Regions from separate parts of the Mus musculus genome. Here all the other regions are linked to region 2. Evidence: chromatin loops called from intact Hi-C (ENCODE). Cell type or tissue: heart. All regions are shown on one strand.

Region 1 (8,000 bases), 180 kb after region 2:
ATCTTATTGAATCAGAGAAAGCAGAACTTCAATTGGCAATGATGGACCATGGAACAGGCAAGCAGGAAAAAAGATATATCTGTATCTCTATCTCTATCTGTATCTCTGTCTGTATCTGTATCTATATATATCATCTATTCTATATCTATATCTATATCTATCTATATCTATTTCACTACAAAGCAATCTACATCAAGACTGAAAACTCAGCTCTGAAAGTTTGGTGTTAATTTATACTTTATAACGCATTATTAGAACTTAGGGATAAAAAAAAGCTACCTTTCAAATATCTGCTGACTCTGGCTACACTAAGGGTAATGCGACTTTAAGGGATTAATCAAATCTTTACTGTGTTCACCTATTAGGTGTGACCCAGCTATTAATAAAGGAAATTCAGGAACATACCACAATTTCCTTTCAGCATAAGAGCCAAAGGAATGCCTTTGGCATGTGAACTTGATTAGAAGTCAGAAAACATTGAATGGGACTCAGAATGGAGTTTTATTCTTTTTGGATTGAATCAGGCTCACCTCAGTCTGTACTCAGACCTTATGAATGACATAGACTTGAGGTCAATCCTATGACAGCTCAACAGTCAATGTTAATATACTTGTGGATCCTCTGAGAGATGCTTCTCTAAGAGACTTTAGACCATGACACACTTTATAATGCCTAGGCCTTTGCTTGCTCCAAGTCCCAGCAGGGGCTGATCAGAAGCTCTGTCCATGATGTGTTATGGAAAACAGATCAACTGGCAGAAGCTCAGTGTGTGACACATGAGGTCATTTTAAGAAGGTGACTAATGCATTTACAGTATTCTTTTTTTTCTTCCTTCTTTAATTATTTCTAAAGGTAGGATCTCACTGTATCCTTGGCCAAGCTGAAACTCACTATATAAACCAAGCAGATCTCAAAACTTATAGAGATCCCCTTGCACCTGTGTTGGGATTAAGGTGAGTGCCGCCAATCCATGCTTGAACTTTAGATCATAGCACCTCATCTAATGTAGAGCAGGGTTCTTAGTATAACCTACTGGATAGACAACAATGGCAATTCTGCATGGGAGATTATTATTACTTCAAGGAAAGTGTCAGGAATATTTATGTCCTACATAGATTTTTAGCAGAAACAATGGCGAAATATTTTTCTCTAGATCCCTCAATCACAATTATCCATCATGATGAAAACAGCATGATCATTAACAAAGTAATGTCTCAGCCTTAAAACTATGCTTTCCAGGAAAAAAAAATCAAGTTTGTTGATCTAATGAGACTTCCTTTTAATTTCACACCTCTTAGGGGCATGGAACCAACAATCAGATTTATAAGACTAGAAATGTCATCAAATGCCACGTAATGTGTTCCTTGCCTTTGGCAGAATGTCCTCTAAATCAACCTATTGCAACTGTACATCTGAGAGGACCAGCAGAACTTGCCCTTGTGCTAATGGGGCACTCCAATTACATCCAGCTCTCCCATTTCTGCATATCAGGTTGTATATTTTTATATGAATTAACTATTGATTCGTGTCATGCTATTAGGACGGGAAAGGGTGCGAGGGTTTATATCTGAGATTTTGAAGTACCTGGCAAACATGGTCCTCATAAACAATGAAAGAGTTGGGTTTTTTTTTTTTTTGTTTTTTTTTGTTTTTTTTTGTTTTTGTTTTTTTGTTTTTTTTTTTGTGAATAAAGATTTCAGCACTCGTTCTTTAGGGGATAAAGAGGAGGCTCAGAGTATATGGCAGCAGCCACACTAGAGATGCTCTGTTTGCTTAGGCAGTGGTACCTTCACGGGAAAGTTCTTTACCTTTATCTGTCCACAAAGTCGGTGGGAGTGATTAGGGTTTCACAGGACCAGCATTAATGGCAATCAGGTGTGACCTCCAGGTTTCACATCCGTTTTAATTGTTCTGCATCATCTGTTTGTTCCAGATCATCTTTTTAGAAAGATGCTAGTGTGAATGGTACCAGAGCAAGATAAGGATGGGGACAAAGCAAAGATCAAAAGCCAGCCAACCATACTCCAAACAGGTTGCTGCAAACTGTGGAGTTAGCTGTTTGTTTGTTTGTTGTTGTTTGGTTTAAGTTTTATTGAATCATGATGAGAAAAGATACACAATTTCAATTTATCTGAATTTGTTAACACTTAAAAACACATTTTGAGTAAAAAGACTTATATCACATTCTTCTCGCCCTTTTGTACCTCAACTTCTTCTGGAGAGCCTCCCCCTTCGAAACCTGCAATACCTTTAGATTTTTTTCATATTCTTTAAAATTCATAAAATATTGTAACAATAAAAATGAGTATTATCAAAGTTGTTTGATATAAAACAACAATCAATTGTACAGTCTTATGTAGATATTTGTCTACAGCAATACTGAAAATATATTTTTTTCTCAATATAAATTTTAAATAACTCCAAATATACTAACTGTATGATATTTTAAAATAATATATCGCTATTAGTTTTTTTAATGAACATAAATAGATAAAGTCTTTTTGTTTGTTTGTTTGTTTTGTTTTTAGTAGAGCTTAAAATCTTGGCTCTTTCTGTGGTACAAACACAAAATAAGAACAGTTTTTGGACATTGGATTTCATTGTAATAAGGACACTACAGTGTCCCTCACATTACCAAAGGATTTTACCTCCATAGTAGATAAGCTAAGAGTTGACAGTTCTGCCGCACCAAGGAATGAATTGCAGGCACAATTTTTGGATACAGATTTCCTGCTATGGTCAAAGCTATTTGACTTGAGTGAATGTCGTCACTTTCAGCCCACAGGGAACAGGTTACATTTATTTAAGAAATGGTGTGTGTATTAAGATGGTCTATCCATGAAGTCATTCATCAATTGTTTCAATGAACAATGGTTCTGCTTGGAGGGTGGCACAGACATTAGGTGAGGGTAAGATTCATTGCCTGTGATGATTTTGAAAAGCATTCATCTCAGAATAAGAGTAACTTATAAAGTTCCCTTCTTCAAAATTGATACAATAATTACAAATATCAAGCAAAGCCTTCAGTCTTACTCTGCTGTTCTCTTACAAACCACCTCCCAAATTAATTGTCTACATTTCTTTTGGCTATATAAATAATTTTGAAATATGTAAGCTGTTTTGAAATCCATACTATAGTGTAAAAACATCAAACAAACAATCCTATTACTAGAGAGGCTGAGATAGGAGAAGCATGATTTCAAGACCGTTATGTGGGACACAGCAAGACCCTGTCATGTACAAAGATGCAGAAAGTGTATATGGGTTGTACAATATTGGACCTATTACTCCCATTACCAAATTAGAGAGACCACAGGATGACAGCCAACAAATTTCTAATTCCTCATATTTTTGAATTTCAATCGACTAGAATATGTTGTAATGTTAATTTTCATATTAAGAGATATTAAGGAAAAGTGATTGTTACTTTCCGTTAATTTTTTTGTTAGAGTAGTATCATGTTTGTGTGGGTTTGTTGAAAGATTACTTTCTTGCTTCTTCAAGGGTGTAGTTTCACTCTTTGTGTTAGTGTTTTCCATCTATTTTCCTTTGTAGGGTTGGATTTGTGGAAAGATATTGTGTAAATTTGGTTTTGTCATAGAATATCTTGTTTTCTTCCTTCATGGTGATTGAGAGTTTTGCTGGGTATTGTAGCCTGGGCTGGCATCTGTGTTCTCTTAGGGTCTGTATGGCATCTGTCCAGGATCTTCTAGCTTTCATAGTCTGTGGTGAGAAGTCTGGTGTAATTCTAATAGACCTGCCTTTATATGTTACTTGACCCTTTTCCCTTACTGCTTTTAAAATTCTTTCTTTGTTTAGTGCATTTGGTATTTTGATTATTATGTAATGGGAGGAATTTCTTTTCTGGTCAAGTCTATTTGGAGTTCTGTAGGCTTCTTGTATGTTCATGGACATCTCTTTCTTTAGGTTAGGGAAGTTTTCTTCTATAATTTTGTTGAAGATATTTACTGGCCCTTTAAGTTGGGAATCTCCACTATCTTCTATACCTATTATCCTTAGGCTTGGTCTTCTGATTATGTCCTGGATTTCCCCAGATGTTTTGGGTTAGGAGCTTTTTGCTTTTTGCATTTTCTTTGTTGTGTCAATGTTTTCTATGGTATCTTCTGCACCTGGGATTCTCTCTTCTATCTCTTGTATTCTGTTTCTGATGCTTACATCTATGGTTCCTGATCTAGGTGTTCCTAGGTGTTCTAACTCCAGGGTTGTCTCCCTTTGTGATCTTTTTATTGTTTCTAGTTCCATTTTTAGATCCTGGATGGTTTTGTTCCTTTCCTTGGCCTGTTTGATTGTGTTTTCCTGTAACTCTTTAAGGGATTTTTGTGTTTCCTCTTTAAGGGCTTCTAGCTATTTACCTGTGTTCTCCTGTATTTCTTTAAGGGAGTTATTTATGCCCTTCTTAATGTCCTCTATCATCATCATGAGAAGTTATTTTAGATCTGAATCTTGCTTTTCCAGTGTGTTCGGGTATCCAGGACTTGCTATGGTGAGAATATTGGGTTCTGATGATGCCAGGTAACCTTGGTTTCTGTTCCTTATCTTTTTATGCTTGCCTCCCACCATCTGGTTATCTCCAGTGCTACCTGTCCTGGCTATGTCTGACTGGAGCCTGTCCTTTCTGAGATCCTGATTGTGTCAGAACTCCTCCAAGTCAAGCTGTCTCTGTGATTCTGTGATCCTGAGATCCTGGGTATGTCCGAGTTTCTGGGAGTCAAGCTGCCTTTGGGACCTTGAGATTCTGGTGTGACCAAGCTCCTGGGGACCTGTGATCTTCTGATCCTGGTGTGTTAGAGCGCCTTGGAGTGGAGCTACCTCCAGGTGTTGTGGGTCTGGCTGCGGACTTTGTGCCTGTGGTCTGCTCAGGGTGCTGGCCAAGACAGACCAGAAGGAGTGCAAACCTCAAAACCTCAGCTGGATCTCTGAAATTCACATACAAGTAGAGAAGTGACTCAACATGTACCAAGGTTTGGGGCTTTAGTGGTCTCATGCCCTGTGGACTACTGGCTTAGTGTCTGTCTCAATTAGGGTTACTATTGCTGTGATGAAACATGATGAGCAAAAGCAACGTGGGGAGGAAAGGGATTATTTCACTCACAGTTCCATAAAAAAAGCAGTGAGGGCAGAAACTGATGCATGTACCTGGAGGCAGGAGCTGATGCAGAGAACATGGAGGAGCGCTGATTCCTGGTTTGCCCATCATGACTTTTTTTCCCGCCATTAATTTATTTATTTGTTCACTTTAAATGTGGATCCCTGCCCCACACCTCTGGTCCCTCCATCCCAAGTCCTTTCTCTCTCCTCTTTCCCCTTCTCCTCTGAGAAGGTGGAGATATCCTGAGTAACCTTCCATCCTGACATATCAAGTCTCTACAGGCTCAGTCTGCTTTTTAATAGAACCTCGGACCCCCAGCCTAGAGTGGCACCAAGCAAAATGGATTGGGCCCTCCCCTATCCATCATTTATTAAGAAAATGCCTTACAGGCTTGCTACAGCCTTATCTTATGGAGACATTTTCTTAATTGAAGTTCTCTCCTCTCAGTGACTTTAGTTTGTGTCAAGCTGACATAAAACTGTCCAGCACAGTGTCCACACTGGGGCTCAGGATCAGTCAACTCTGTTCTTTGTGTGTCTACTCTGGGTCAATGTCCCCATGAACTTGGAGAAAATATTGCGCTGTCAGAAAGTAAAAGCACCCAAGCCTTTATTTAGTGTGCTGTTTGTGTTTCACAATAAATATTTATTACTTTAGAGAAAAGAAGTTTCTTTGTGTGTGGTATCCCTTCTTCCGGGAAAAAAAATGTTGAGATAAAAGGATATTTATTGGTTCTCACTGTTTATTTATTCTGAAAAGGAAAACAACCTCCCTATCTGGTAATAGTGACAGAACAGAGCCAAGGGTGTAGTGAGGTGATGACCACTTAGCCTGTGTCAGCGACACAATTCTTCAACACAACCTTGCCTTCACATGAGCACATAGCTACTCTGCTTTCGATTGTTCAAGTTTATGGCGCATCTCTCTTCTAGACCGTATGATCCTAGGAAGGTCACATCTGCTCTGAGCCACAGGCTCTCCATTTAAAACATACTAATTGGAGTTGTGACCTCCTGTGATTTTTCACGTACAATTACTGTAATTACCATCTTCTAAAGCCTTGAGCCTATTTTGGGGCGTGGGATGGGGAGTATATAAAAATCCCTTGAAATGCTTGAAGTATAAACAAAATTCCCCATGTTCCATGTGCTGTATAAGAGCAGATGGTGTTGAGATGGGCGCTTCTCTCTTAGCAGTGATCTTGGGAGGTCTGCTCTTCACTCATGGGACCCTCTGGACTGCAGAGCAGGGTTCTGCTATTGAGCAAAGGGATCTTCACTTCTTTCCTGTTTGTGCTTCTCTTCTAGTCTCTGTGTTATTTGCTCCTCCTTTTTTTTTTTTTTTTTGTCTTGTATCAACCTCTGAGCTTTGTGACTCTGCTTGGATCACTTATACTTCCATAATGTAATACCTACAGATTTATAATACACAGAAATGTATTTATCTGACTCATAGTTATGAAAATGTGTTGCTGGCATCTGGTGAGGGTCTTTGGCTACACCCCAACATGGTGCAATGCACCACTGCAGAGGCTGGGAGATGACATGACAGCAAGCTCATTAAAAACCCACTTCTTATGACAATGGCATCAGTTCTGAGTTCTCTCAGTTGTCTAGTCATCTCTTTTTTACTAGATATTTTCTTTATTAACATTTCAAATGTTATCCCCTTTTCAATTTTCCCCCCAGCCCCCCTATTCATCCCCCTCCCTCTGTTTCTATGAGGGTGCTCCCCCACCCACCCATCTACTCCTGCCTCCCTGCCCTGGCATTTCCCTACACTGGGGCATTGAGCCTCCACAGGACCAAGGACCTCTCCTCCCATTAATGCCTGACAAGGCCATCCTCTGCTACATATGCAGCTGGAGCCATGTGTACTCCTTGGTTGGTGGTTTAGTCCCTGGTAGCTCTGGGGGGGGGGGTCTGATTGGTTGATATTGTTGTTCTTCCATGGGGTTGGTTGCAAACTCCTTCAGCTCCTTCAGTCCTTTCTCTAACTCCTCCATTAGGGACCCTGTGCTCAGTCCAATGGTTGGCTGTGAGTATCTGCCTCTGTATTTGTCAGGCTCTGGCAAAGCATTGCAGGAGACAGCTATATCAGGTTCCTGTCAGATAAAATAGTCTCTGGGTTTGGTGAGTGTATATGAGATAGATTTCCAGGAGGGGCAATGTCTGGATGGCCTTTCCTTCAGCCTGTGCTCCACACTTTGTCTACATATTTCTTCCCATGAGTATTTTGTTCCCCCTTCTAAGAAGGACTGAAGTGTCCACACTTTGGTCTTCCTCCTTCTTGAGCTTCATGTGGTTTGTGAATTGTATCTTGCATATTCTGAGCTTTTGGGTTAATATACACTTACCAGTGAGTGCATACCATATGTGTTCTTTTGTGATTGATGATATTTTCTAGTTCCATCCATTTGCCTAAGAATTCATCTAGTCATCTCTTAATGGTCATACCTCTAAAAACTATAACATCTTGGATTAAGTTTTCAATTTCTAGCCTGATACATTTGGTATACAACTGTAATCCAGGTATTTGGAACTTGAAATGGAAAAATTAGTAGTTAAGTGTCAACCTTGGCTACAACACACATTTGATTTCATTCTGGGTTATATGATACCACCACTGACAACCATGAAATAGGTTTGCCAAGTGCCAAAGAGAACCTGGGGCACCACATTCAAAACACAACATCAAGTCCTTTCTTTTCATTTCATCTCAACCCATGAAAGTGGAGAATTTGATGTGGAGCATTTAAGTGGACAGACAACCTGGTTCTTGAAGACATGTCTTATCAAAAGGTTATTTCACACTGAAGAACACCATGGTGACAAATGACACAATACTATAGCAATAGAAGGCTGTCATTCATTTCAAAGTGGAAACTCAG
Region 2 (8,000 bases):
CTCTAAGGGAGACAATGTCCTGTTATAGATGTTCAATAAAAGCAAAGCTTGAGATGTCAGTAAAGATGATGAGAAGAACTGAAGAAAGATTCATTCCCAGCCATCCAGTTAGACACAGTTCTTCATCTGCAGCTGGGGAAACAGAGGCGTGGAGTGGGTAGGGACATGAGCCACTGAGCTGATTCCAACAAGCTGCTGGGTTTGGCAAAACCCTGTTTTTCTGTACTGCTCTGCAGTCCTCCCAGGGCTCCTAAAGGCCTTCCGTTTCACATTATGACTCAAACATTGCTTCTAGGAAGCGCAGTTCTTTTAAAACTTGGTTGCATTTTTTTTTTTTTTTTAGAAAAGTGATCCATCTCATTGGTTTTGCTACAGTGGCATCTAAATTAATCACCTCCCTTTTACCTGTGCATTTTCACTCATGCGATCATTTAATGAGTCCACTTCCAGTTTGCCTCCTACAAAAAGTGTCCCTGTTTACAGTTTTCATCTGCTTTTATAAGCTGCTGGGGATGCCTTGATAGACTTTCCAGTAAGCAACCAGAGAAACGCAGGAAACTCTTTCCCTAAGGATGAAAATTTTACCTGACTGAGGTGGAAGATTAATTAATTTGCCATACTACTGGTAGCTCCAAGTAAGAAGAAAAATAAAAAAATAAAAAATAAACAAGCAATAAATATGTCCCTGGCTCCCTGCTTGTGGAAGAAAATACCTTTCCAAATCTGACAGTCTAGTTCTTTAGCCCCGAGGCAAAAGATCTGATTATAACTGTTGTCTCAACATTAGTATTACAACCGCAAAAATAAGTACCAGGAATTGATCTAGCTGCCGTACTTAATATGGTGACCTTAGGGGTTTCCATTGATTATATTGATTGATTCTAAAGAATGCAAGATATTTATCTTAAGCATGAGCTTTCACTTCTTCAGCATCTCCTGAATCCAACAGCAGCAGCCACCCAACCCCAGAGCAGTTATCAACCGCAGAAAGGACACAAAGACAAGCAACCCGCCTCCACCCAGCATTGTTTGTGCGATGGTGTGTGCTTCCACTGTCTCTAGTCCTTGGTTATTACCCACGTGGAGAAGTTTGCAGACTGGGCCCATTCATCATATCCACAGTGCAGTTCTCAGTCTTTCTCAGTTCTAGCTTTCAAGCTGGGCTCTGTTTTGCAGAACAAATTAAAGTTCACCTTCCAGACTAAATTATCAACCTTTTGGTAAGACCTCATCTAGCCTCTTCCTCCCACAGGTCCAAAAGACAGACACTGGCGTATTTTTCAGTGGCCGCCTGTCCTCCCTCTGCCTTGTATGTAGCTCTCTGAAAGTCCAAGTCAGCTATAGTTGCTCTGCCAAGTAGCCTTCCTAAAGCATTGGAAACGACCTGGACACTTTCCCTCCCGTCCAATGGTATGAGAACTCAGTTTCAGTCCATAATGTTAAAGCAGATGCTTTGCCAGTTCCCTCTGAACTGAAAGCATGTACGCCCAACTGCTTTAACTGTCAGAGAGCTTGCAAAGCTTTAATCTCGAGTATTCCCAGAATATGGGGGCGGGGCTGTAAAAACAGCCAAGAAAAGACTGTAACTCTGACAGTTTCTTTTGGTCCTTTTAGCAAGCTTTGCATTGTGGGTGACCACACTGGGTTCCATAGTGCCTTATCACTTGTCACAATTGGTCTTTATTTAAACTGCCTCTGAGAGAGGAGATTTTTGTAGCCCAAACTCAAGGGTAAACCGGAAGCTACTCTTTTATTTGATTACTTATTTCTCACGAAAGCAAGGAGCATTCTGACCAGCGTGCTCACCCCTTAGCTGAGTCCGTTTCAGCTCTCAGAGAGAGATTATAACTTAACATCCTCTACCCAGGGCTGACTTTCCACAGCAGTTTTCATTAGCTAAAATGTGATCCACATGCCAGCTGTGAATACAGTTCTGGATCCTCTCTCACGCTGCAGGCTTTGTCATAAAGGGCTCTGAACCCGAGGGCCAGGTTAGCCCATTGTATTGGTTTCGTGTGCCTCTCCAGAAGACAACGGAGACTACTTTATTGGTAGCTTCATGTGAATTGTAGAGTCACATGTTCACTTCTAAGCATAACATCTAGGGAGCCTGTGCACCGTTACTAATGGCCTAGCTCCGATTCCTCAGTTCTGTGAAGTGGATGTCCTGTAAATAACAGCTACTTACTTTGTCATTTACTGTCCCATAAAATAGAAAGCAGAGACTAGAGGCCTCAGCTCTTCCCTTCCAGATCTCCCTTTATTTTAAGTTGCCATTACAGACAGTAAAATATATTTATGCGGTTCGAGTGTAACTTAACCCTGTAAATTGCATTAGGTTCTGAGATGGCTTAAAGGCCCTTCTGGCCAGTCATATTTACGTCTGTTTACACACATTGGCAAGGAGCTACTGTATGCTGGCTCTCAGACACCGCTAAGTTTTCTTCCATTTACAGTCACTTTTGTAAGAGATAGAAATATGTCTAAATCAGAGATAGCTGGTAGTATTCATAAGAGATAGAAAAGAGTAGTAGCCCATTACATGTACTTCTACTTGCTCCCAGTGGACATAGATGGTAATCTTTTTTTGAATAGGTAGTTTAGAATTTCTGGGAAAGCAGTCTTTTGAGAGATAGAGCTCAAAACAAGATAAATTCTAGATGAAGAATTCTGCTGGACCAATGATTTGTTTCTGGTGCGTTCTGTCAGTGTCACATGTAAAAGCAGAGATCGGAAGAGGCATTTGCTCCTTTCTGCTTGCAATATTTTCGACATTGCTGATGGCAGCTTTAAAGACTCTGGTCCTCAGAGATGAAGCACATGAAGACACTGACAGATGTTCCACAAAGGAGCAAATTAGAAGTGTTCTAGCGAGAGACTAATACTACAGTGGTGAGGGCTAGAGTCTCCCTCAAGGAGAAACTGCATTGCTCCTGCTCGTTAAAAATTAAAGGGCAGTGCACACCAACTAGTCCGTCATGCTTTCTTAGCTTGCAAAAAGAATAAGGAACTTGAATTTGAACCATACCCAGTTCAGGAGTCTGTTCAAGGTTTTGGGTGGTAGGCGGTGGAGGGGCTAAGGGAGGCTTGGGGGAGGGCAGGGAGCAGTGTGACTATGTCTGCAAGATTATTCTAAGCAAGGCCCTCTTACTCCTCTGTGAAGCGAGTCCTTAGGCTTTTAAGTGGAAAAGCAACTCAACTATTCTAACTTTAAAATTCTGCATAATTTAGAAAAAAGTCAAGGCCTGAAGAAATCAAAAAGGCTGAACCCGCACTCTCTCTCTCCCAAGGAAATGAATTCAACAGAGCTTATCGCCCTGGGTTTGCAGACTCTGGGCCACAGAGTGGAGCGCTAGAGTAAGTAACGCAAGTGAGTTGTCCCCTCCCCCCATCTAACTGATCCCGCCTGAAGGTTCAGGGAAGATGCAAAGCAAAACAGGGCAATAAGGGGAACCTGGCAGGGGAGGGGGCACAGGGGGTTGTCCAGGGGACCTCAGAACTTTTGCTTTCGGGGAAAGAACCTCAGGGGACCTGGGGGCGGGGAATCACCTCCTGAGTCTCTTTAAGGTCAGGACTTAGAAGGAAAACCTGGGTTTGCTCAGAGAAGCCTTGAAGTGGTCCCAGCTCAGAACTGGAGAAAACTCTGCCCACCTCCCCCCCCCCCAAAGGAATCAGGGAAAAGGAGGGGAGCGTGGAGGCGGATGGATGCAGGAGAGAGGCCCAGTGGGTCTCAGGCCCCAAACACTTACCACGAGCGGAATGGAGCAGATGAGCACCACCAGAGAGGTGGCGATGAGTAAGATGACCATCTGGATCTCCGCACCCGCGATGCGCCGGAAACTCCTGCGGCGGCGAAAGTCGCTGAGGCGCTGCAGGGCTGGGGAGGCCCCAGCGTGGCCCCGACAGGCCACCGAAGCTACCGCGGCGGCGGCAGCCGCATGGTGCTGCTCCGTGCCCAACGAGGTGCGGCGCATGAACTGGCGGTGCATGCGGAGCAGCGCGCCGCACACCAGCACGTTGCAGAGCACGGTGGCAAGGATGAGGAAGGAGCTGAAGCCGGCGTACATGTAAGAGAAGGCGGCGTAGGCCGTTACGTTGGTGGTCCAGTCGATGAAGCACCAGGTGCCCGGGTACTGCCGCTCGGATCTGCCCAGGCCCATGTTGGGCAGCGCGCAGAACAGCACGTTAGATGCATAGATGGCGAAGAGTGTGAGGCCGGCCAGCCGCTTGTCCACGTAGTGGCTGTAGAAGTAGGCGTGGTTGATGGCCAGGTAGCGCTCGATGCTCATGGCACAGATGATGCTGAGACCCGACAGACCGAAGAAAAGTAGGATGAAGGTGCTATAGTCACACAGTGCCTGGTCTCCGGGCCACTGGCCCTTCATGTATGTGGCGATGGTCACCGGGCTTACCAACAAGGTGCCCAGAAGGTCAGTGACAGCCAGCCCACATACTAGAGTGTAAAAGGTCGTCTCTTTCTGCTCCTTGCGCGACTTGCACAATACTACGATGGCCACCAGGTTGCCCACCACCCCGAAGATGAACATCACTGCGGGAATGGTCACCGGGCTGTTCAGCCTCTCCGGAGTGGAGGAGAAGGACGCGTTGACTCCGGGGATGGACATGATGGTGGTGGTTAGTAACACACAGCGTTGGAGCTCACGGTTCGATCTAGGAATGGTACCTAGAGAGAAAGAGAAACGAGCCATTTACCACTTGCAAGGTGTTCGACCCATGGCCAAAATGCTGTGTCGCAGAGATAAGGAGAGCACCCAGATCCAACTTCCTCATCGGTAGCTACTCATTAACTGTGACTACTTAAATTCCCAAGGTCTGGATCCGTTCTGTCAAGAGCACCGCTCTGCTGACATTAATATATTTATTTCCCGCCTATCCCCACCCCCACCGCTCCATAATCAGCTCATTCCCTCGCCGAGATGAGCAAGACCCTTCTCAAGGGAAAAGTGACTCCCTAGTGATATTCCCCACAGAATGGATAAAATGCTCATCGAAAGAAGTTATGGACATTTTGGGACACTATGGGACATTCTGTTCTTTGGTTTCCCGGAAGAGCGCCTGAACACGCAAAGACCTCCATCCCGACTTACCTGTAGGGTGGGGTTAGGAGCCCGGTGTGCCCAAGGCTCAGGCCTCAGATGTTCAGGACCTACCTCCAACCTCAGCCATCAGTCTCTTCCCACGCAGTGCGGAACTTGTCAAGCTTTTGCTGTCTCGGAACCGGGGCTCGGTGGCTGCCAACTTTCCGGAACTGAGGTCAGAGTATCTTGCTTTCAAAAAAGCTTGGAAAGCCAGAGAGGCTAGCGGGATGGGTCGGTGAAGACCAGTCTGGGGTTTCTTGTTTGATTTACTAACGCCTCCTCCTTTCAAAGGCGAGTCTCAGCTTTGCAGGGCCCGCGCAGGTCTAGTGCGGGAGGTCAGCGTCCAGGTGTGTCGCCGCCACGCGTGCAGGTGGAACAGAGCGTAGGTCCGGGCTCCCTCCTCCCCAGCAGCGGGCTGAACGGACAGCTACCGGAGAAGGCGGCTGCCGCTGAGGCCGCTCCTTGGGCTCTGGGGGCGGCACGGGGTCCACTGGGCCTGGGGCTCTGACCTGAGGCCGTTCATCTTCCTCTCCCGCTGCCGGGTTTCGAGCTTCGCTCTCGGCGTCTCCAGCCTCTGAACAAACTTTTCTCCTCCCGCAAGTTTCCCCGGAGGGGGCGGAGACAGTCATAGCGCGGCCCGGGCTTCCATTGGCTGATCTGGAAAGGGGGCGGGGCGAGACCTCCTCTAGCACCGCCTAGGAGCCCGGTGATGGAGGGCGGGGCGGAGAGCTGCGGAGGTCTGGAGGGACCTGCGGGGGTGCCACCCGGCTGCGGGTGCAGCTTCAGTGCCTTCCCTCCCTCGAAGGTACCGAAACCCCCCAGATCGAGTCCCCAGGAAACGCCAGCTCGAGCTTCGCCACTCCCAAGCTGGGCATTTAGCGGGAATGATGCTGGGACCTGTGTCTGGTCTACATTGCTCTGCGGGTTAGAGTGGTTAAATTCTCGCATCTTCCACCCACAGATCAAACATGTGGGTCTTGAGATGTCGGGACAATTGCTTTAGGGCTCTACCCGGGAGCCACAGAGCGGAGAGGAAAAGTGGGTGTGTGGTTGTCCGTGGGTGTGTACGCCCGAGAGCTCCGGGTGGGACTTGGCAGAGGCACGGTGAGTAGGTACCAGGCTTGGGCGGGGAGGCGACTAAGAATCCATCCTCTCACCATAAAAGGAGTTACTTGGCAGTGCCCTAGCTGCGCTCAATAGGGCACCAAAGCGGAGGCGGGGAGGAAGGCGAGCAACACGGAACTGCAACTTCTCACTTAGATGGCAGAGTTTAGGGCTTTCTTTGGAGACCTGTGGCCCACAGGCACACCTGAGATTTAGTTGAGGGGGACTGTTTAACTGTAGAGAGAGAGCATTCTTCCTCAGGAAGGCTGAAACAAGTGCTTTCCTGTTCAGTTTCTGCTAGCCATCTTCACCTGCGGGATGAGAGGGGTTTGAAATTCAAGCAAATTAACGAATTTCCAGGCGTTGCCTCTTTGTTAACTCGGAAAAGGTCTATTTGCCTTTCCCTATTCTTTGGTTTATAGTTTGTTCGGCTTCTTCTTTGATGAGGAACAATCATTTCTTAATTATCAACTATTCTCCTAAAAAACAGAATTTAAGATCGGAAAACACCAGGGGGCAATTAAAACCCTGTCACCAGATCCTTTAAAAACTACACAATGAGACTGTAGTATGGTTTTCTGAACAATTCAACTTCTTACAAAAACCTCACTCCATGCTTAGCATCTAACCGGGTAACTAGGTGGCTTGAATCTTGTGTGAAACAAGTAGGTATGCCTCTACTGTTATTTATGGGGGCTGGAGAGATGGCTCGGCAGTTAAGAGCACTGACTGCTCTTCCAGAGGTCCTGAGTTCAATTCTCAGCAACCACATGGTGGCTCACAACCATCTGTAATAAGATCTGATGCCCTCTTCTGGTGTGTCTGAAGATAGCTACAGTGTACTCACATAAATAAATCTTTTTTTTTTTTAAATCTGCCAAGAATTTATGATTCTTCAGCAAGCCTCAGAAACAAACGAGTAGTGAGAGAACCAAGATTTTACGATTTCAACTAACTTCAGCCTAGAGAAGTACTCAGAATTGTGTTTACTTGTATAAGGGAACATGTGGGTATCAAAATACATTTCGTGTGCAAGCCTTTTCATCAGGAACATCAGAAGGGAAAGCATTCTTAGCTGATAAAAAAAAAAGTCAGTGGTGATGTTCAGTTTTTGAGTCTGCTGTCACCATTGATGTCGTTTTGGTGTCTGCATGTCCTTTGGAGAGTAATCTCTAGAATGGTGTCAGCACAGAACACAAATCAACACCAGAAAAATAAGGACGGAAACTACCTTGCACCCCCATTCCTCACCGGCCACACTGTATGATTGGTACTCATGTTAGCTGGTTGTCAGAAAAACATGAGACGACATTCCTCATAGCCTGCTAACAAACTCCTTCCCAGTTTCTTTCCTCTTTAAGTTCCTGAAATGCAAAAAATTAATACTGGTGTAGTTCAGGCTACAGGAAATAGTTTCAGTCCACACAGATGGCCTTGGATAAACTAGATATAAAGCAAGCCCAGGCTCACAAAATTTGGAAAGGGATTGGTTGGAACGGAAGAAAGGAGGGAGAGGGAGACAAGCAGAGATCTTGGAGGTAAGAGAGGGTTTGCAAAGAGAGTAAGGATGAATTGTGAACAGTTATGACATTTCAGAGAAATTTCTAATTAAAAATTGTTGGTATTAATTTTTCATGACAGAGAGTATATTAAGGTGGGCATAGCGGTACAGACCTGTATTCACAACATTTGAAAGGCTGAGATAGGAAGACTGAGTTCAAGGCTAGTCTGGGCTGTATTATGAGACCTTATTAAAAACACACCTAAAAAGCACGATTATTAAGTATCTTAAAGTAT
Region 3 (8,000 bases), 84 kb after region 2:
TGTTTCGTGTAATAGCATGCCAATTCCTGAGGTCGTCTTCTTGCTATTGGTTTCCTTTTCAGGAAGCTCTTGCCCATGTTTATATGTTGAGATGTTTTTTTTCTCTAGCATTTTCAATGTTGGTGATGTTATGTTAAGATCTTTGTTTGATCCATCTGAATTGATATGTGTCTAGGACGAGAGATAGAAATCCAGTTTTCACAGCACCATCCACTAAAGATGCTGTCTTTCTTTCTTGTGCCCCTCTTTGATGGCTTTGTACAAATTTAAGTTGCTGCAACTTTGTGGTTTTATTTCTATTTTTCTCCATCCCATTCCACTGGCTTATACATCTGTTTTTGTGGCAGCATTATATTGTTCTTGTTATCATAGCTCTGTAATATAAATTGATTTTGAGTATTGTCTAGAATCCCCCTCCCTTTTAAGCTAAGAATTACTTTGGCTATTTGGGATATTTTGTACTAAGTTTTAGCATTTATTGTTTCTAGCTGTTTGAGGAATATCACTGGGTTTTGGGGGAGAGTCCATTGAATTTGTGCAATGCTTTTGTCAATATGATCATTTTCACAATCTTTTTTTCCTGCCAATCCATTAGTATGAGATGTCTTTTTATCTTCAAATGAATATCTTTTTCAGCTTCCATCTTTATTGTCTTCATGTTTCAATGTATAGGTCTTTCACTTTCTTGGTTAGGTAAATTCCTGTGTATTTTAATTTTTAAAGTTATGTAAATAGGATTTTTCTTATCTGGTTTGTTATTTTCTATATAGAGAGCTACTGAGTTTTGTATGTTGATTTTGTGTTCTACTTCCTTGCTGAAGTATTTATCAGATCTGAGAAACTTCTGGTGAAGTTCATAAGGTCCTTTAAGTACAGGATTATGTTATATTAAAATAGTGATCATTTTCTACAGATTAGTATAATTCTTACCTATATCAAAGAACTTTCTCTTTGCAGAAAACTGGAAAATGACATATGCTTATAATTTAGAGGCCAACTGACTGTGGGGACCCAACCCCAAAAGATACATCTACAGATGAACCCAAGGCTCACAACCTTTTGGAAGAAGGGGCACCAACACTGAAGAATCAGGCAACCAGGAAGTCTGCTGTGAGATTGTTTCTCTAAGGAATAACAGGAAAGCAGCATCAACCAAATATCAACTATATGGATGGCTAACAAAACTAGAACAGAGACAATTTCAACAAACATGGTAGGTAATCCAGAAAAGGGAAATTTCACTGAGTCCCACCTCTAGACACATAACTATAGTCAACTAATGACTTCGGAGATAGAGAGAGAGGGAACTAGTCTCTCCCAGGAATGAGTCCATAGTCCCTTCATTTGCTATCCAGCACAAAGTGGATACAGCCTTGAAAATGTATACACAAAAGTAATACAAAATATATTCACCAGGTTGTTAATTAATGTAACACTAATGATCAAAGAAAAAGAGAACATCAATGAGAGAGAGAGAGAGAGAGAGAGAGAGAGAGAGGAAGTGGTGGGGACAGGTAAGGAGTTGGAGGGAGGAAAGAAAAGGAAAATGATATAATTATAGTTTTAGCTAAAATAATACATAAATACATGTTTTAAAAATAGGGATAAGTTGACCTTTTATTTTCTGATTTGTATTCCTTGTCTTTCCTTCTTTTGTATTTATTCTCTGCCAAAGGCTTCCAAAGGCTATTCTGAGCCAGGGTGGAGAATATGTACCCTGTGTTGTTCCCGATTTTAGAGGAAGTATTCTCATTGACTCTTTCATCTAATAGAAAGCTGACTAACAGTTTTCTGCATATGGCTTTATGTCTTTTTGTCAACATGTGATCCTTTTATTCTTAGATTCTTCATAGATCTTATAGTCATGTAAAATTTTTCTACGATGGTTGAAATGAACATGTGATTTCTCTCTTTTGGTTTATTTATGTACCAAAATACACATATTGATTTATGTATCTTGAACACATCTTGCATCCCTGGAATGAAACCAAGTTGATTGCAGTGTCTGACCTTAATTAAGATGTTCTTGAATTTGGTTTATAAGAATTATATTGAGAGGTTTTGCATCTGTGTCCACCAAGGATTTCGAGCTATAGTTTTCTTCATATGTCCTTACATGTGTATCTTCAAAGTAATGCTCTCTACATGGGATGAGCTCATAGTCTTCCTTCCTTTTTTGTTGTATGGAGTACTTTGAGGACTGTTATTATCTCTTCTTCAAAAGTGTCATCGAGTTTGGCAGTGAACCCATGCAATCTTGAGCTTTTTGTTGTTGTTGTTGTTAGATTGTTGTAGTTTGAATGAGATGTCCACTGTATTCTTGGGTTTCTGAATGTGTGGTACCTAGTTGGTAACAGTATTTGGGTAGCTTAGGGGTTTTGGCCTCACTGAAGGAAGTGTGTCACTATGGTGGATTTTGAAGTTTCAAAAAAAAAATCTCATGCAGTTCGAAGTTTGCTTTCTTTGCTTCTTGTTTTCTGTTTGAGATGCAAGCTCTTATCTGTTCCCATGTCACCATTCATGGTTCTTGCTGTAATGTTCTTCTACTGTGATGGTGCTGGACCCTTATCCTTTTGGAATGATGAACCTGAAATAAACACTTTCTATGTTGCCTTGGTGATGGTATTGTATCACAGTAAAAATGACTAGTGCAGAAATATTTCATTATTACCTCAATTTAATTTCTTGACATGGATGGATCTCTTTAAGCTATTTATATCCTCTAGATTTAATTTTTAGGTCATACATGTTCATGCATTTTTGCATTCTTTGTTCTTGATTTTATAGCGCTTTTGGTAATAGAAAAATTTAAAGTATCTCATGATTGTTCTCCGTGTTTCATGAGAAAATAATTTTATTAATTTGGTCATTTCTTTCTTTTGGTTAGTTTGGCTATAGGCTTGTCAGTCTTGTCTTTCTCTTCTTCAGAGAAACAACTCTTTGGTTGATTTTGAATGTTTCCCTTTTAGCCTCTACTTCATGAATTTCTGCTCTTACCTTTATTCTTTCTTATTCTCTACTGACTTATTGTTTGTTTTTATTCTTGTCCATATAGGATAATGAGGGATGTCATTCAGTTGTGTAATGTTTTCTGATTTTTTTAAAATTTCATTTTGGTGAGAATTTTATATATGTGTAATATATTTACACCATTTACATCTTCCTCCCCAAAGTCATGTCACCTATTCTCAAGTTCATGAATTTTTTTCTAAAATTATGATTGTTTTGTGTGTGTGTGTGCCATACCTAACCCTGACACCCCCCCACCCCCCGGAGCTCATTTAGTGTTGTCCTTGTGTACACATGTTTAGTACTGACTGACTCCTTGTGATAACGTATCAGAGGCACATCCCTGGAGAAGACTGAGTCTCCCTTTCTTGGCATTCATTGATTGCCTGTGGTTCTTCACCTAGGGGTAGGGCCTTGTGAAATTTATCTTATCCATGTTGGCTTTTTGACTGGTGCTGTCATGATGTAGGTCTTGGTTAGGCAATCATATTGTTAAGAATCCATGGGTGCAGCTTCATTATCATATCTAGAAGTCTATCCGGCAGCATGCTTTCTGGTCCTCTGGCTCTAACAATGTTTCTGCCCCTTCCTTCATGACATTCTGTAAGCCCCGTGTGTAGGGGTTGTGTTGTAGATTAATCAGCTGTAGCTGGACACCTCGATGTCACTTAGTCTCTGCACTGTGATCAGCTGTGAATCTCTGTAGTAGCCTCTGCTGCAGAAAGAAACTTTGTTGATGAGAACTGAGAGGTACATTTACCTGTGGGTATAAAGATAAATTTTTAGCATACAGCTAGAAATTAGCATGTAAGGAATGTGACCAGGCCTTTAATATAATCTCAATCCTTAGGCAAGATCAGTAGATTCATATTTGAGAGAAATCTTATGCAGATAATTTACCCTTTGAGGGGGTTAATCAGATGTTTATACTTGTTGGGTATTTTTGCTAAAGTCCTCCCTGTTGGGTCAGTCCTGGGAACATTTTGGGTCCCTGGCACTTTTACAAACTACATGAAACACAGTTTTGAGAATTTTGACTCTGAAGAACAAGACTGTTCCTGTTCAATGTCAGCCAGTAGTTTTATCTCTACCACATAGAATGAAATTTGAAATGCTGGAAATGTGGAATGTGAGTGGGCATTAATTATTTGAAAGTTCAAGTAAAAGGTGCTTAAAACATATCCTACTGGTGGAGGGGAATATGTATTTATCAAAATTGTGGATCCACAACACTAAATGTGACTGTTAGTATATACTATGGATTTTATGTGATAATGATGTGCCACTGTCTGCTAATCATGACAAATGCTTTCCTAGGCATGTCGGCATGTGCCTGTTACTCCCACACACACAGAACTTGTGTGGGAAGATTTCAAGTTCAAGACTAGCCTAAGTTATGTATAAGGCTATATCTATGAAGAACACATCAAAAGAAAAATAGAAATAAGAGAAATGCTCCACTCTGATTATTTATGATAAAGAAGGCTGCACATAGGTGAGTAGAGGAAGAAGAATGTGGAAACTTTTTTGTTCAAATTTGCTGTGAACCCAATACTCTTCCAAAAAACTAAAGTCTATTTCAAAAAATATCCATTGACCTCTTAGAGGAACACTCAGATTTGGTGAGCACTGGTTTCTGTAATCATCCACCCGAGCAGAACTACACACAGCTGCAGCACCATTATTAAAATTATTGCCTTTTCCTGTCCCAGCTATGGAAGCTCACTACCTCACAGAGCCATTTCCATTGTTGGGCAGCACCAGGATTCCAGAGCTCTTCTTTGTGTGAAACTGACGTCAGCCTCATTGTGACTTCCAATCACTGTGCGTCATTCTTCCTGTTGGAACTACGCAGAATAAATCTAATTTCTTAGCCACATGAAGTTCATTTATATATTGGGAGGCAGAGTTCATATTCTCCCTGACTCTAGTTCATTCCAAGTTTTCTTTTTCCAAGGCTGAAGATTCTTTGTATTTTCAGTGGTTCTTCCTCTAATGCAATTTCCAGACAATTACTACCCTGATTAATATGTCTACTCTTCTTAATATGTCAGTTTCTGAAAGTATTCACATCCCATTGGGCACGTGCAGTAACTATCTAGAATGAAGACCTTCCTGTCTCCATTAACCTTCCGTTAACTCTGGTTGCTGTGCTTGGCCTGCTGGTGTGTACTTGCTGAGTATTAGCCTAAATAATCTTCCTTATGGAATGTTATTACCAGCAATGAACATGAGGCTTTTCATGTGGTATGAATTAGAGTTGAGTGGATTTTTGCCAGCCTTCAGCCACCTACAACACAGAGTAAGTTGTATGTCTGACAGTAAGACAAATTGAGAACATTTTTCCTTTTGGGGGGAGTATTTTAAAAATATATATTTAAAATTTTAATATTATTTTAGTACACCATTTCCCCCTTTCCTTTCTTCAAAACCTCCCATATACCTCTCCTTACTCTCAAATTGTTAGTCTCTTTTTTCATTAATTGTTGTTGTATGCATGTATGTATATATACATATATATTGCTAAATATAACCTGCTCACTTGGCATAATGTTAATTGAGTACATGTTTTCAGGGTTGACCATTTAGTATTGGATAACCAAATGTTCTTCCCCAAGGTATATGACTTCTCCCTCTCTCAGCATTCCTTAGTTCTCTTGAGTTTCCTCCGTCTACTATGGCAGGTCTATGGTTGCTCTCCTTGTTCAGTTTATGTTTAGGCAGTCATGTCGGTGAGACTTTAATGGGTGTAGTAGCTCTGATTTGCTAGGAAATATAAACTGCCCAGAAATTCATACAAGGAGTAGATATCTGGAAGAAAGGGAGGGTCGATGGGAAAGGGCCATAAAGAAGAAAACCAGAGCAAGAACTAATGAAGAGCAGGGAAGTAATTTATACAATGGAGACTCAGAGACCAGTTCATACCAACCAGACGAGCAGTTGGGTCTTTGAAAACATCAGATAAAATTGGCAAACACTGAGTCAATTGAACTAAAAGAAAGAGAACTAAGATTCTAATTATTAGTATAAGAGGTTAAAAGGATGCCATAGATTCTCAGGAGATTCAGGTGATCGTCAGAGAAGACTTTGAAATCCTATATTGCAACTTTCCTGAAAACCTAGAAGTGTCTAAGTTCCTAGACAGGCATATTACCCCAAATCAAACCAGGATACTGCAAAGAATTTAAATAGATTTATAATATACAGCAAGATTGAAGCAGTCATAAAGAATTTCCCAGCAAAGCAAAGTCCAGGACTAGATGGAGTCACAGGCAAATTCTGCTGCACTTTTAAAACTCAATAAAATAGAAGGGGAAGGAACATTATTAAGTTTATTACATGAAGCCAGAGTTGCTAAACAAAAATCAGATAAGGACACAAAAACAAAAGCAATAAACAGCCATCCCTGATGAGTAAAGATCTAAAATTACCTAAGAAAATACTTGTATGCTGAATTCGAGAGAACATTAAGATTATGTTCCTAATATATTATACTTATAGAACATTGCCTCATCCAGTCATTATTAATTTCCTCTGGCAGTGGATGGGAACAGATGCAGAAATCCATAGTCAAACATTATATAATGGAGAGAGCGAGCCTAAGTGATAGGTCTCCATCAAATCCATCTTCTCAGAGTTCAGAGAATCCTGTGAAGAGGAGGAAAGATTGTTAGACCCAAATATAGAGGACACCAAGAAAATATGGTCCTCTTAATCAACTAAGCAAGGCACATATGAGCTCACAGAGACAGAAGCAGCAAGTGCAGAACCTACATAGGCCTACACCATGTCCTCTGCATTTACATTACAGATATTAGCTTAGTATTTTTATGGGGACTCAGAACCATGAGAATGAGTGGGTATCTGACTCTACTGCTTGCTCTTTCTCCTCTTGGATTGATGAGTCCAACTTTGCTTTGATAGTTTTTGCTTCATCTTACATTTTATTTTTTCAGGCTTGTTTTTTAAAAAAATCTCTTTGAAGCCTCTTCTTTTCTAATGAGAGACAGAAAAGGAGTGGATCCAGAGGGGAGGGGAGGTGGGGAGGAATTGGGAGGAGTAGAGGGAGGGAAAACTATAATCTGGATATATTGTATGAGAAAAAATCTATTTTTCAATTAAAAAAAAGAAAAAAAGAAGATCATGTCCCATGACCATGTTTATTTTATTGCTGGGAGGCAAGAATAGTTCTACATATCCAAAGTTATAATTAAAATGCAGGACTATAAGTATGTTTACGTATAAAAATCACATGATCATCTCAACAGACCATAAAAATGCCTCTAGTAAAAGTTAACACTCAACTCATGATAAAAAACCTTGATTAAGTGAGGAAGAGGAAGAACATTCCTTCAAGTAATAAGGGCTACCTTCCCTGTTATAATTTTGTATCATTATAAAGCATGCATAAAACACATCTCCAGGAAAGGTTGTAAAGGCTCGTTTCTTTGTTGGCCTTATGAATTCTAACTGGTAGGGGATCCTATATTGCTCTAGTGGTGTATCCATTTCTGTGCCCAGCCATGGACTAGAGGGCTCCTGCTTTAATGTAAGGATCAATGGTTCCATGAAAGGGGCTTTTGATTACACTTTAGTTTCTTCAGACAGTTCTACAATTGTCTACCCCAAACTACTCAGATTTCAGTTCATTTCTTAGATTTTTTTTGAAATGTAGATTTCATTTGTGTCTGGCATTTTCTAGGACTTCTTAAAGCCATCAGCTTTTTGAGCTGCCTCACCAGTGGTCTTGTACATCTGTTACCTAGAGTTCTAATGTATGGGATTCATCACTGTATCTTAACACATGTTGAAAGGCACTTTAATTTGTTTATTGGTCATGAGTAAAGCCCCTAGAACAGAAAAAATAAGGGTTGTATGAAACTAAGCAATGCTATACTATACTATACTATGCTATGCTATACTATATAATACTATACTATATATCAGACAATAATATATTAACTGAGGAAAATTGAAAACACTTTCTCAAA

Evidence for each region. Hi-C counts contacts between places; a loop is a spot of excess contacts. Peaks named below come from ENCODE experiments on the same cell type or tissue, not always from the same donor. Only the 100,000 strongest peaks of a DNase experiment are listed, where the experiment ranks them.
Region 1: it touches region 2 in a loop (2.1-fold over the local background); 5 of 42 quality-filtered maps call a loop at or near these places.
Region 3: a loop joins it to region 2, with 2.2 times the contacts of the local background. A loop is called at or near these places in 4 of 42 quality-filtered maps.

Annotation. Positions count from the first base shown.
Region 1 is chr15:5,421,888-5,429,887 of GRCm38, forward strand. It overlaps the pseudogene Gm46496. Among named protein-coding and RNA genes, the nearest start is that of 5430437J10Rik, 70 kb to the right of the region's middle. In heart, no CTCF peak of the experiment used is centred here; no DNase peak of the experiment used is centred here.
Region 2 is chr15:5,238,512-5,246,511 of GRCm38, forward strand. Ptger4 (prostaglandin E receptor 4 (subtype EP4)) reads right to left here and starts at 5,676. Exons shown (of 3, transcript NM_008965.2): 1 at 5,172-5,676; 2 at 3,750-4,684. The coding sequence starts at 5,187. In heart, CTCF peaks have their summits at 3,329 and 7,009 (motif pointing left); DNase peaks (open chromatin) are centred at 180, 3,400, 3,900, 5,730 and 1 weaker place; H3K4me3 peaks cover 3,345 bases; H3K27ac peaks cover 759 bases; H3K27me3 peaks cover 2,684 bases.
Region 3 is chr15:5,322,400-5,330,399 of GRCm38, forward strand. Gm41257 (a long non-coding RNA gene) reads left to right here. Exons shown (of 4, transcript XR_875007.1): 3 at 958-1,213; 4 at 4,327-5,314. Among named protein-coding and RNA genes, the nearest start is that of Gm41257, 72 kb to the left of the region's middle. In heart, no CTCF peak of the experiment used is centred here; a DNase peak (open chromatin) is centred at 4,782.